3 separate regions of the Homo sapiens genome follow, and regions 2 and 3 are each linked to region 1. The links are chromatin contacts, found by Hi-C or POLR2A ChIA-PET in ENCODE. All regions are on one chromosome and are shown on one strand. The core of a region is the stretch at or near the end of the contact, and the rest is flanking DNA. Distances in the headings are between cores, read along the strand shown. Region 1 holds the start of METTL15 (methyltransferase 15, mitochondrial 12S rRNA N4-cytidine). Region 2 overlaps ARL14EP-DT (ARL14EP divergent transcript). Region 3 has its middle 20 kb from the start of ARL14EP.

What was found. Hi-C counts contacts between places; a loop is a spot of excess contacts on that map. ChIA-PET counts read pairs that join two places held with the same protein, here RNA polymerase II (POLR2A). Pooled maps may share reads with other maps.
Region 2: a pooled map shows a loop between it and region 1 (5-fold over the local background). The contact joins the enhancer-like site here to the promoter of METTL15 in region 1. A Hi-C loop is called at or near these places in 2 of 50 pooled maps. POLR2A ChIA-PET finds 5 or more read pairs at or near these places in 2 of 52 experiments (GM12878 and OCI-LY7).
Region 3: a map with no recorded cell type shows a loop between it and region 1 (13-fold over the local background). The contact joins the enhancer-like site here to the promoter of METTL15 in region 1. A Hi-C loop is called at or near these places in 2 of 37 single-sample maps with no recorded cell type and 3 of 50 pooled maps. POLR2A ChIA-PET finds 5 or more read pairs at or near these places in 1 of 52 experiments (B cell).

Annotation. Positions count from the first base shown.
Region 1 is chr11:28,105,682-28,109,975 of GRCh38, forward strand. It overlaps METTL15 (methyltransferase 15, mitochondrial 12S rRNA N4-cytidine), which reads left to right and starts at 2,707. Exons shown (of 7, transcript NM_001113528.2): 1 at 2,707-2,771. KIF18A (kinesin family member 18A) reads right to left here and starts at 2,475. Exons shown (of 17, transcript NM_031217.4): 1 at 2,383-2,475. RefSeq lists enhancers at 1,688-2,212, 1,753-2,012, 2,213-2,736, 2,923-3,002, 4,248-4,294.
Region 2 is chr11:30,204,518-30,208,700 of GRCh38, forward strand. All of the region lies in intron 1 of ARL14EP-DT (ARL14EP divergent transcript), which reads right to left. Among named protein-coding and RNA genes, the nearest start is that of FSHB, 24 kb to the right of the region's middle. RefSeq lists an enhancer at 2,262-2,341. Within about 2 kb of position 1,939, at least 3 of the 41 ENCODE cell types and tissues checked have a DNase peak (open chromatin) inside an H3K27ac peak, as active enhancers do; they include GM12878 and OCI-LY7, where a contact is called at or near this core.
Region 3 is chr11:30,340,869-30,344,608 of GRCh38, forward strand. No RefSeq gene overlaps it. Among named protein-coding and RNA genes, the nearest start is that of ARL14EP, 20 kb to the left of the region's middle. RefSeq lists a silencer at 2,100-2,149. Within about 2 kb of position 1,968, at least 4 of the 41 ENCODE cell types and tissues checked have a DNase peak (open chromatin) inside an H3K27ac peak, as active enhancers do; they include B cell, where a contact is called at or near this core.

The sequences.
Region 1 (4,294 bases), core at 1,457-3,956:
GGAGCTCTTGAATGTGAAAATAAAACTGATTATGATTTCTCTGTACTTGTCAGATATCACAGAGTGGCCATTCTCAATAAGTATGCTTTAACAATGCTTAGATTAGGTTGATATGGTGATAATTATTAATAATGAACAACAATGCTTTTCATTTGAGTATGTACACTCTGTCTCATGCATTATAGTAAACACTTGACATTCGTCATTGCATTCAATCCTTATAATAATCACGTAAGGTAGGTTGTAGTAGTATTTCCATTTTACAAAAACAAAGACTTAGCCTTAGGATAAGTAACTTTTCCAAGATGACGTAACAAGTGGGCAACCAAATGTCAAATATAAGTCAATTCAGTCAAAGATTCACCCCTAATTTTATGAAAGTACTATAATAAATTTAATTCATTGATTGTATTCACTGATACGTTCATCAAAAGCATTCAGATCATGTGATGCATCACATGGCATTCACCTGCTCTAAAGTCTCCAATGACTTCTCACCAGAAGAATAAAACACAAACTCCTTAACGGGTACAAATCTAAAGTCCATGTTATTAACAGCTAGGTTCTACTGGAATCAGAAGAGAATGCTTCCAAACAATGATACAGAAGTAGAGTGACAGTTATGATATATTAAATACAAACTCAAACCTGAATTAGATTCAGATTCAACAAACACTGTATAGGACTGAAAACGATACTCAACACTATCATCTACAGTCCATCTTAAAGCTCTTTTTGGAATATCAGTCTTGGGGGCACTACTCCCACCAACTTACAACCATCAGGGAAGAATAAAAGGTTCAACTGGAGGGAAGGCCGGCACTGACAGCTGAGCTATTTTTTTTCCTCTTAGTTTTCACAGTTGTCAGCAAAAAAAAAAAAAAAAAAAAAATCATTTTTATCGTGTCTCTTAATTGATTTGGGGTATTTCTATGATGGGACAAGATGCACTTTCAATATAAAAATATTATGTATTTGTAAATACTTTTCAATAGTAGAAGAGGAAGGGCTGGGTGCCCTGCCTCACACCTGTAATTCCTGCACTTTAGGAGGCCGAGGCGGGCAGATGGCTTGAGGTCAGGAGTTCGAGACCAGCCTGGCCAACACAGTGAATCCCCGTCTCTACCAAAGATACAAAAATTAGCCGAGTGTGGTGGCAAACGCCTGTAATCCCAGCTACTCGGGAGGCTGAGGCACGAGAATTGCTTGAACCTGGGAGGTGGAGGTTGCAGTGAGCAGCGATCACGTCACTGCACTCCAGCTTGGACCACAGAGCGAGACTCTGTCTCAAATAAATGAATAAATAATAGAAAAGGAGATTAATTACTACTATTAAAGGCAGATAATCTTTTAAGTTTTTTTCTTTGTGATTGTGCTTTGTAGATAATCTTTGTTTATTGAAATAGTTCTTACAAACTATGAACTTAATAAGAAGCACTATCTAGTCATTGGATATCACATTCTCTAGCATCAAAGTTTATAAAAACCTTACAAAAACGAAACAGGAGGCTAGACGTGGTGGAATGACACTAAAAATTAAAATCTGTAGAGTGCCTAAATTTCTACCTAATTATCCATAATCTAAACTATATATTATACCACAAAATCAGTTCATTCTGGTCAAATACTCTCTTCTCATATAATAAACAGCAGTCAGTCTTGGCTTCTCTGTAACTGAGTGACTAATGAGCTCCTAAAAAAAAAAAAAAGTCCTGCGGAAACCAAGAACAGACTATAGGACTGATTCTAAATGTTTACAGTTTAATTTCATCTGCAGAGCATTTGCCAAACAGTATCTCTTCCGTACCTCATCTGATCCTCGGCAATCCCGTTAGGCAGTCAGAGCGGCTTTTATCTCGATGCTACCTACAACTGGGGCTCAGGAGGGGTTCCCGATTGACCAGTGCAAGACTAACAGTTAAAGCTCTTCAGACAAAAATTTTATGCAGTGATGAACAAAAGCTCCTCGTTTGATAGGTAAGCCCCTGGGTACGCTTATATGTGAGTCTGAAACAAAACACTCCCAATTTGGAGTCCGGAAAAAAGCTGACACTACAAGGTGCTGGGCAGTTAAAGTTCTCTGCCAGTCTGGGAAAGGGGCCAAGATGCCCTTTAAAACTTAAGACTTCCTCTCAGGACTTAAGGAGATCCCTGCCCTTCCAGCTGAGCAGTCGAGGATTACGGTCAAGCAGAGCTGTGCTCTTAGCAGGTTCTCGAATCCCTTTTTCCTTTCACTTTCTCCCCAGGTACCCTGATCCCCCACCCCTCAACGCTTCTGTGTTTGTCAAGAAGCCCACCTGGTCTTCTAGACCTGAAGCGGCAGGACCCTCCGTTCCCAATAATACAAGTCACCAAAAGGAGCGTCCCAGAGTCCAGTTTTACCTTCATGTGCCTCTCACTCACTTCAGGCCCAGGCCAGGTTACCGCAACCACTTCACTTTAATGTCCGCCTCCCAGCGCTTCAGACTCAACCACAATATTCAAACCCAAGCCACTTTCCTCAGCGCTTCGTTTCATTGGCTGCCGCTCGCGTGATGTCATCACGTCGGACGCTGTCACGGCTCGCGGCAGCTTGGCGCCAAGAAGCTCAGCCTGGCTGCGCAGGGGAAGCTCTTTGCTTGCTCGTCACCGTGGCAACGCGCGCGGCCGTTTCCGGAGGCGGTGGCCAAAGTGGGCGGGGCTAGGCCGGAGCTGCTGGTGGGAGGCAGCCACTTGAGATCACCAGGCCTCCTGTAGACCGGCGGGTGCAGGGCCCGGTCCCAGAGTTAAGGGTGTGAGTGAGACTGCTGCGGGCAGGGGTTGGCCTATGCCCTCTGCTAGGGGGAGAGGTGGAGTTTGGGTGTGGATTAATGGGTTCTGGGTGTTTATTTTCTTTTCTCTGAGTAGTGAGGCCTCCAAGAAGTTGTAGGGACCTGTTTCTTCCAGACACATTAATATGGGCCAAAATGTGGGGTCTCTTCACCTGAATTAATTGGAGATCTTTTGGGTTGAGGCCTCAGGCTTCATTTCTCAGGACTTCCAGGCCTACTCCCATTAGTACTGACCGTGAAACTATTTTCTGTTTGGTTACTTTTTACATTCTCTGTCTAATGATGGCATAACAAAATAAATTTAAAGATTTTGGCTTGGTTTATTATTAGGTGAAGTGATTTTTTTTAAGTCCCAGGTTATAGATATTATTTCAGCATAGACACTTTAAAAAGAGAGAAAATACCTGGAACAAATCGGAAATACGTTTGCTAAAATAACTTTATTTGGCAGGGTGTTTTTAATAACAGTATCTGAATTTCATTGTTCTATATATTACTGTTATTGTATCCATTTAGCAATTATTTAGATTTTAGACACAATAGTATGCAATGGAATCAAACTCTTCCCTCTTGGAGCTTATATTTTGTGGATTCAATATCACTTTATAAATAGGATGACTCATACCCATGCAGAGTATTATAAATGCAACAATATATGGAAACCTCTGTATTATGGACATTTATTTCCTGTTGAGGAAAATCGGGAGTATTGTGTACTGTATGTGATGCATGTTATATTATTGTTTCTGATCACTAGACAGAGGATCAATAAAGCTACTACTTATTTTTGGCTGTATTACGTGTATCTTAGCTAATGAAATGGTTATTTGTGTGCTGCTGGTCTTGGTAATAAAATCGAGATGTCTTTATTTCCAGTAAGAACTCATTGTATAGTACTTTACGTTTTGACTTCCCAGGTATTTTATTAGTCCCTTTACATATGGTCTCTCAGTTAATTCTCAAAACAGCCCATGAGACGTAGGTAATATTATTTTCATTTTTCTGAGAGAAAACTGAAGTTTTCAGAAAATTCCTAACACAAAATTTTGTCTTGAACTATACAGGCAAGGCAATTCAGAATTGAGTCATTTGTCTCTGAAATACTTTCTGGATTAAGTGACATTAAGAGAATATCTTAATCCAGTCTGAAAATATGCATATTTTGCCAGTTGCTTGTAAAATTGCATGGATCATTGGTGAAGAATAGAAGTGTTTTAAAGTTTGTCTTTTTTGACACCCACATTGTATAAGGTTTATCAGTGCCACAGATGTTTTCACACCTAATCCAAGTACTTTAGATTTCAAATTCAGTGTTACACTTGCCATTTAACAGTGTTCAGATGATGAGGTCCATATTTTAAAGGAATTGTACATTTGGTTAAAGCAGAGAGATTTTGACATTACAATCAATCCCACTACTGTGCCACCTTGCTCCTTGTAGTTTCTAAACATAGAGCTAATGAGACAGAAATTCCCACTTTTAG
Region 2 (4,183 bases), core at 689-3,188, 2.1 Mb after region 1:
CACCCTTCAAGGACACCAAAACCCTTAGCAATTTTTCTATACCAAGTTGATTTCTGCATATGTCTATCTGCTGCACTGGGCTGTGGACTCTTTAGGGAAAATCTTGTCTGCTATTTATCGTTGGCACCTCTTGAAGCCTGCCATGGTTCCTGGTACCTAGCAGGTGCTCAAAAAATGGCTTTTTGAATCAATGAACTAATGCTGTTTTGCTCCAAACAGAATTAAATAATAATCCAGCAGCTGACATTTGAAAATGTCGATGCTATTGACTCACCTGTTTGGGGGAAGGGATAAGTTTTCTTTGATGACTTAGTGGCTTTCACATCTGTCAGACGTGTCGTATCCCCTTTAATGGTGGTTGCTTATTACAAGGAGAAACAGTTACTCAGGATTCAGGTAGTTTTGTACAGTGGATTATTATGTCTAGAATTTAATAGCACTCTGCTCTTTGATATTTATTTCAGGGTCAATAGAAATGTAACCATTCTCACTCCCTATTTGTGTTCAATCTAACCATTTAGCAGGAGGATTAGACCTGCCACACACTGGGTTTTGAAGATTTAAGAATGATTTGTTTGATTTTGATGCTATGTTTCCCAAATACATTCACAGGCAATAATTACATTATTAATATTTTAATCTTTTGAAAGTGTTAACATTCTTCTTAACATGTTAATCTCTGAATATTGAGGATGATGTGTGTATCAGGTTGTTGGCTTGTGTACAAATTTTTTTCTACAATGTTTTAGGGTGATTATGTGTAGAAATAACATAGGGTACTGCTTCCTTCAAGGCCTTTATCAAAATCAAATTGGAATTCTATCGTGAAGAAAGGGTGTTAAGGCATTCACTACTGTAATATGTTCTGTATGATATTGTTCAAAACCTTTCTGTGTCCATTGACACAGGTGACAATGCTTTGAGATAGTTTGGCTACAGTTATTGTCACCATTTTCTTACAAAAACCTTAGATACAAAGAAAGTTTATTTATTTTTCAGAGACAGGGTCTCCTCTGTCACCCAAGCTGGAGTGCAGTGGCATGATCACAGCTCGCTGTAGCCTCAAACTCCTGGGCTCAAGTGATCCTCCCACCTCAGTCTCACAAGTAGCTGGGACCACAGGTGCATGCAGCCATGCCTGGCTAATTTTTATATTTTTTGTAAAGAAGAGGCTTGACTATATTGTCTAGGCTGGTCTCAAACTCGTGGGCTCAAGCAATCCTCCCACCTCTCAGCCTCCCAAAGTGCTGGGATTACAGGCATGAGCCACTGCACCTGGCCAATGTTGCTGTTATTATTATCATCATTACTACATTCTAGGCTATATTTGTACTCTTAGAACAATGTTATAAGGGTATTAAGGATAAATTAGTCAAATGTCTTCCTTGTATGAATTTTATATAAACTAGGATCATGAAATATAATTAACTAATTGATGATATTCTAGAAGATAGAGTATTTAGATGCTCCGGAACTGGAATTCAATCAACTGTGAGAATTAAAATATCCAGTCTCCTCAATGTAATAGAGACAAATTCTCTAGTGGAAATGGTTCAGCAAGGATTTATTAAAACTTTTCTATAGGAGAAAAAGGCTCAGAGGATTTCACCATAAGTAGAAAATATGTAGAATCAAACTTAAACCTGAAGGCTTTGATCTTTCCTTTATAAAATTCAGCAGAAGTCCTTTCAAGAAATGTAATCCATTTTAAATATTTACCAAACCTTATTCTCAGCTGAAATGGGTGTCAAATCTCAAATTAGAAAGTCTCCTTTTTGGTTCTGGTCCCTTTGGATTTGGTTGCAGCATTTCCTATTATCTGTACTATAAAGAGAAGAGCCTTAGCACAAAAAGCTTCACTATCAGTGATGGAAATTGACAAATCAGTGAAAGAAAAACAAGGCAGCCAAAGAGGAAGTGGATCTCCTGTGTGTTCTTTAAAGGGGAAAACCACTTTTTTGACTATTAAGAACACAATGAAAGTAAAGCCTTAAGACAATATTTCCACCACAGACACAAGGGATGAATATTAAGCCTCTATTATGAGCCAGATAATACATATATCCTATGAATCTATCTTCACATAACCTTATAACAAAAGAATATTATTTCTCATCAATCTAAAATGCTTCAGAGACTCAGAGAAGTGAGTGGCCTGTGGTCACACAGCTAGTGAAACACAAAAGTGAATTTCAGTCCCAAAACCTGAATCCCCTCAGATACCTCAGGCTGTCCTTTTTCAACTGCTCAACAAAAGTTTACAGAAGTGCATCATTTTAAGCCGATTAGGAAACAGCTGGAGAAACGATAATATATAGATTCTACTCTCTGGGTGTTTATAGCCCCAGAAGACAGAACAGCAAATGTGTTAAGACAGCCGTGAGAAGACTAAAAAAAGGAAGCCACAGAAGAGCAGCCGAAACTCATACCTGCTCGGTCATTACAGGTCTCAAAAGGGATTGCACTTTCAAAGACACATCTGTGACACCATATAGATTTATAAGTATGCAAACTGAGAAAACATCATGAATTAATTTCATTAGCAGAACCCCAGAAATTCCATCCCTAAGCGGCCACCTAGGGTTGATCTCTAGGCATTTTTGAATTTTACTTATTTACTTTTTTGAGATAAAAACATTTTGCCTTTAATAATCTTTAAGGTATCGACTCTATTATTCCCTACACTTATGGTATTATAGTTTTCCACATTAGTTAGCAAGGTTAATTTATTAAAATACAATAAAAATTTATTGCCTACTAAATACATAATATTAATTATAAAACCAGTACCTACAGAGTTACCAACCCAGTATGGATTGCAGAATAAGGATGAGAAGAAGGTAATTGAATGACTACCAACCATGTTTTAAAACACAAAGACAACTTTCTTCTCAGAGATACCTGTTAACCTTCAACATCTCAGTTAAGTTTTAAAGGATACTGTTCTGTTTTGGTTAAAGAAAAGTATAGATTCATACAACTGTATCTTAAGCTTCAGACAAATTAGAATTAACTGCTTTATAATTTCTCCTACATTGGCACACCAGCCAGAATAATGAGGGCTGATGCTATGCTGAAATTAGAGTGAATCTAAAATCATAAGTCACAAAGAGTTTTTACAGTCTATAAATTGTCTCTTTTCCTGTCACGCCTACCCCATATGCAGTCACCATCATAGTAAACTATCATTCACAGTAAACTATCATTTTTCCTACCATGTTCTTTTATCTCAGTCAGGATGATAGGATTTTCAATTCTTCTGTCTTCATCCATCATCAAAACTTTATTGGGCTCCTGCTATGTGCTAGGCAACATACCATGAGCTGGAAATACCGGAAAAAGAATGAAAGGACCCATCTTCTCCCAGATATATACTAACTGTTTACCCCAAGAGCAAATCTCCTTGCTTAAATAGTAGTAGCAAGAGATGAGTAAAGTGGTTAAGCTAGCCTAGGAATGGCAAATAAGATAGCTCAGCAAAGCAATTAGGAGCCCTGGAGTCAGATTGTTGACACTCAAATCTTGATTCCACCTAGTTGTTTGACCTTGAACAAGTCACTAAAGTCTTCTGTGCCTGTCTCCTCATCATTAAAATATAAATAATAATAGTACTTAGCACATATCATTGTTCCAGGATTTAAAAAGAGAATACATGTTGATTACTTAGAATAATTTCTAGCACATAAATGTTCCATAAATGTTGGTGTGTCTTTCTTGCTAAGCTGATTAGTACTTATAACTAGTTGGGGTTTTAGGGGTACAGACATGATAAATAGGGATGCAAAATATTTATTAGAGAGTGATACCTGTAAAGGAAAATGAAGAAAAGGAAGGAATGGGCAGGGAGAGTGATCTTTACTTGCCTATCTGGGAGCTCTGGAGGACAGATTGTCCTTTAGAGGTGTCCCACATTGGAGAGAAATGGCTGGGTCCTTGCACCACAGCCCTGCTCAAGCATTGGAAAGGAGATGCCCATGGAAGAACCTCAACTCAAAAGCCGAGACAGATCCTGAAGGACCTAATAGCTGAAGGCTGCTAGTAACTCTACTCTTGGCAGGTAGGCAGCAAGTCCTTTCCCAAAGGGAGACCTGAGCATGCGTCTCCCTCCATCTTGGCTACAGGGGTTATTGTCTGGTGTGTTGGCCTGGAAGGGTTCTCAGGAAGTGTTGAGATTCAATGGACA
Region 3 (3,740 bases), core at 718-3,217, 2.2 Mb after region 1:
TTTCACTTATTTTTATAAAGTGGAGGTACTTGGGAAGTAATGCTCTTATCTATTTTTTTTAAATCATGAAACACAACTGAATACTTAGTTCGAAAGGTAATAGACCTCTGCAAAGTATATGTCCCAATGTGTATTTTTAATGGTATAGTTGTGAGGATTTACTAATCTTATTAAGATAATTTAACTTTTAGAAAAATACAGGAAATTTACTAGATAAAGCAGATTATTGGGATAGCAATAAAACACCTTCAAATACAAAAGGTATTTAAATTTGGAAGTATTACAGTTCTGTGAAATGCCACAACTAAAATGTGTTTTTTCCTCCTCGAAACTACAAGGGAGTGATTTCTTGGTTAAACATCCAGTGATTAGAAACTGCATTTCATGTCATTACAAGCAAACAAACGTTTTATTTTTTAAAGAGTTGCTGGCCAGGCATTGTGGCCCACACCTGTAATCCCAGCACTTTGGGAGGCTGAGGCGGGCAGATCATGAGGTCAGGAGTTCGAGACCAGCCTGGCCAACATAGTGAAACCCCCGTCTCTACTAAAAATGCAAAAATTAGCTGGGCATGGTGGGGCACACCTGTAGTCCCAGCTACTCGGGAGGCTGAGGCATGAGAATAGCTTGAACCCGAGGGGCGGATGTTGTGGTGAGCCGAGATCGCACCACCACACTCCATCCTGGACGCAGAGCAAGACTCTTACCTTAAAAAAAAAAAAAAAAAAAAAAAATGTTACCATAATCTACCTATCCTATCTTAGGTTTTGAAGCCTAAGATACGTTTTATAATAAATAGACTTATTAAAACTAATGTTTGCAAACATTGCTAAACTTAACAAATTGGCTAAGTTTCCCTTTGTTAACAAGCAATCAGTTACGCTGAAGAATTTGAAAAATGCAAATTAAATTGTTTTTTGTTATATTCTGACACCCCAAATTTATTATTTGGTCTTGAAGGTAATTGAAAATTAAATTGGTTATTTTGTCACATAAGATAAAGTAACCAATAGTAGCAGTACTGGTACCATGTAAATGGAGACTACAAGATTCTGGATAAAATACAAATTGAATTTTGGCATTAAGAGAGGTATTCAGGATTGCTTAGTGAATTGTGGTATATTGAGGTTTTTTAAAAATGCTAGCAAGCATCTAGCCATTTATGACTTAGTGAATGAGACTATGCAATGAAAATTTCTGCATAAAATACAGGCCCTACAGTTTGGTGTATGAAAATAAATTTATTATTCCAAAATAGCTCCTGACCTCTCTAAATTGGATGATAGACTTTCCTATAGAAAATGTTGAAAAAGAAACATTTTCTAATTTTTTCAGTAAAAGTTTCCATCTCATCCCCAAAAGCTGTAATTGAAAAAACATGCTTATTTTTTTCCTTGTGTCTTTTAAAGAACTACACATAGATTTTAGGGTCAGTGCTCAACTACAAATTCTTGGCAAACAAAGCCTCACACTGTGTGACATACCGACAACCCATGTTGAGAGGCTCCTTACACCTCTTGATGGGTGGGTGGATGGATGGATGGATGGATGGATGGATGGGTGGATGGGTGGATGGGTGTATGGGTGGATGGATGGATAGATCAATATATCAATTGACAGGCAGGCAGGCAGACACATCCAGTTGGTTCCCTTTCTCTGGAAAACCCTGACTAATACAGTAACCTAATTTGTTTCTATTTCAACTTGGTTCTCAGGTCCTGGCTCTAAAAATCAAATAAATTATAAACTATTAGATTGTTTGCTGTATCTGGCCTTAGATGAGTCAATAAAATATATAGTCAGTCATTTTTTACTCCTTTCTCTTGTTCATATTATCAAGTCCATTTGGTCACTGCTTGGAAAATTCTTGAATCTGCTTTGGGTTTTTGTTTTTATTTTTGTTTCCACGTCAGTTAAAGTCTGGTAGTGTTTTGCATGCCCAGTATCACTTCCCCTTCTGGAATTAGCACTCTGCAGTTGGCCTTTGAGAAACCACCCTTGTAGTCAGCCCATGTGGTTCAGATACAGTTGGCCTTACTTTGTGGTTGTAGGGTGGGTTTATCACAAGTCCTGGCCTTTGAGAATGTAGCATCTCACTAGCCTTAATGAATGTTAGAAGGGTGGATGTATGACTAGCCAGGTCAATCAAAGCCAATCAACTTCAGGCTTACTGAGACTAGAGAAGAAGTGATGCTTTTTTTCAATGAGGGTTGCTAAGTTTACAGGTTTAAGACCAGGCCTACTGGTGGCTAATCTTGGCACTAAGTGAGAATCTGCCTTAGAATGTAAACAACATACGTGAAAGTGGAAGCCAGAGACCAAGATAGATAGAATTTGGGTATCTCGATCCAGTTATGTCTGAAGTCAAACCTGGAATTTTCAGTTATGTGAGTCAATAATTTTGTCTTTTTGCACGATTGACCATTAAGTGAATACAAGGTAATGACTAGATGGAAAGTTAGCTCTACTCATTTGAGGATAAAAGATCAAGGGTAGAATGGCCTGTTTGAAACTCATGCCCTTGGGAACTTTTATCTTCTTTTTTTTTTTTTTTTTTTTTTTTTGAGACAGTCTCGCTCTGTCGCCCAGGCTGGAGTGCAGTGGTGCGATCTCGGCTCACTGCAAGCTCCGCCTCCCGGGTTCACACCATTCTCCTGCCTCAGCCTCCCAAGTAGCTGGGACTACAGGCGCCCAGCACCACGCCCGGCTAATTTTTGTATTTTTAGTAGAGACAGGGTTTCACCGTGTTAACCAGGATGATCTCGATCTCCTGACCTTGTGATCTGCCCACCTCAGCCTCCCATAGTGCTGGGATTATAGGCGTGAGCCACTGCACCCGGCCAGGAACTTTTATATCTTTTAAGGAGAGCAAACAGCTGTGACTTACCCCCACATCTTCAATCCTGCCCTGCAAAATCTTCTCATACCATTCTCATGGACCTTAACCTCCTTTAGACAAATGTAGCATGGCCTATGGTAATTTACCATGAGGGTCTGACATTCTGTAATAACAATAAGGCACTTGTAATTAAGTTACCAATTTAGGGTATTTGTATTGGTGTTACTTGCTTTTAAAGTGCTTAGCATGTTTGAAAATTGGAACTTGGACTTCTCACCCTCCAGAACTGTAAGAATTAAATTTCTGTTGTTCATAAGCTAAACAGAGAATACTTGGATAATTTTCTCTGTCATCCTATGTTTCATAGCTAGAACTCAATCCTAGGTCAAATGAATATAAATTTTTAATAGCTGTATCTGAATTAAATAACTTGTCAGGCAGTTAAAGGCATATCATTGACTTAAATTTGTGGTTTATAACACTGCTAGCAAAATGAAGTTAAAGCATCAACAGCTCCTGTTCTTCTTCCCTTTTACCCTTACAGGACTCTCAGTTCTGTGGTGTGAAAGAGGGGAAGGTGAAACTGGTTCCTGCCAAACAAAAGGGAACTCAGCACACACCTCAACATTTTCTATATGTCATTTCCAGAAATAATGATGCCAAAAAAAAAATCAAATGCATAATGACTTTCTGATACTTGACAGTGTATTTTATAAAGCTGGATATTCTTAATCATTTGTGATACAGGGATATTTAAATGCTTTCATCTTTTTTGATATTTTAGTGTATTGACATTTTTTAACTTTTTTTCAGTTGAAATTACATAAAAATATAGAGTATATTTGGTTAGACGTTCATAGGTTCACCTATTTCTGAGGTTCCTGCTTCAAAACATCTTTAT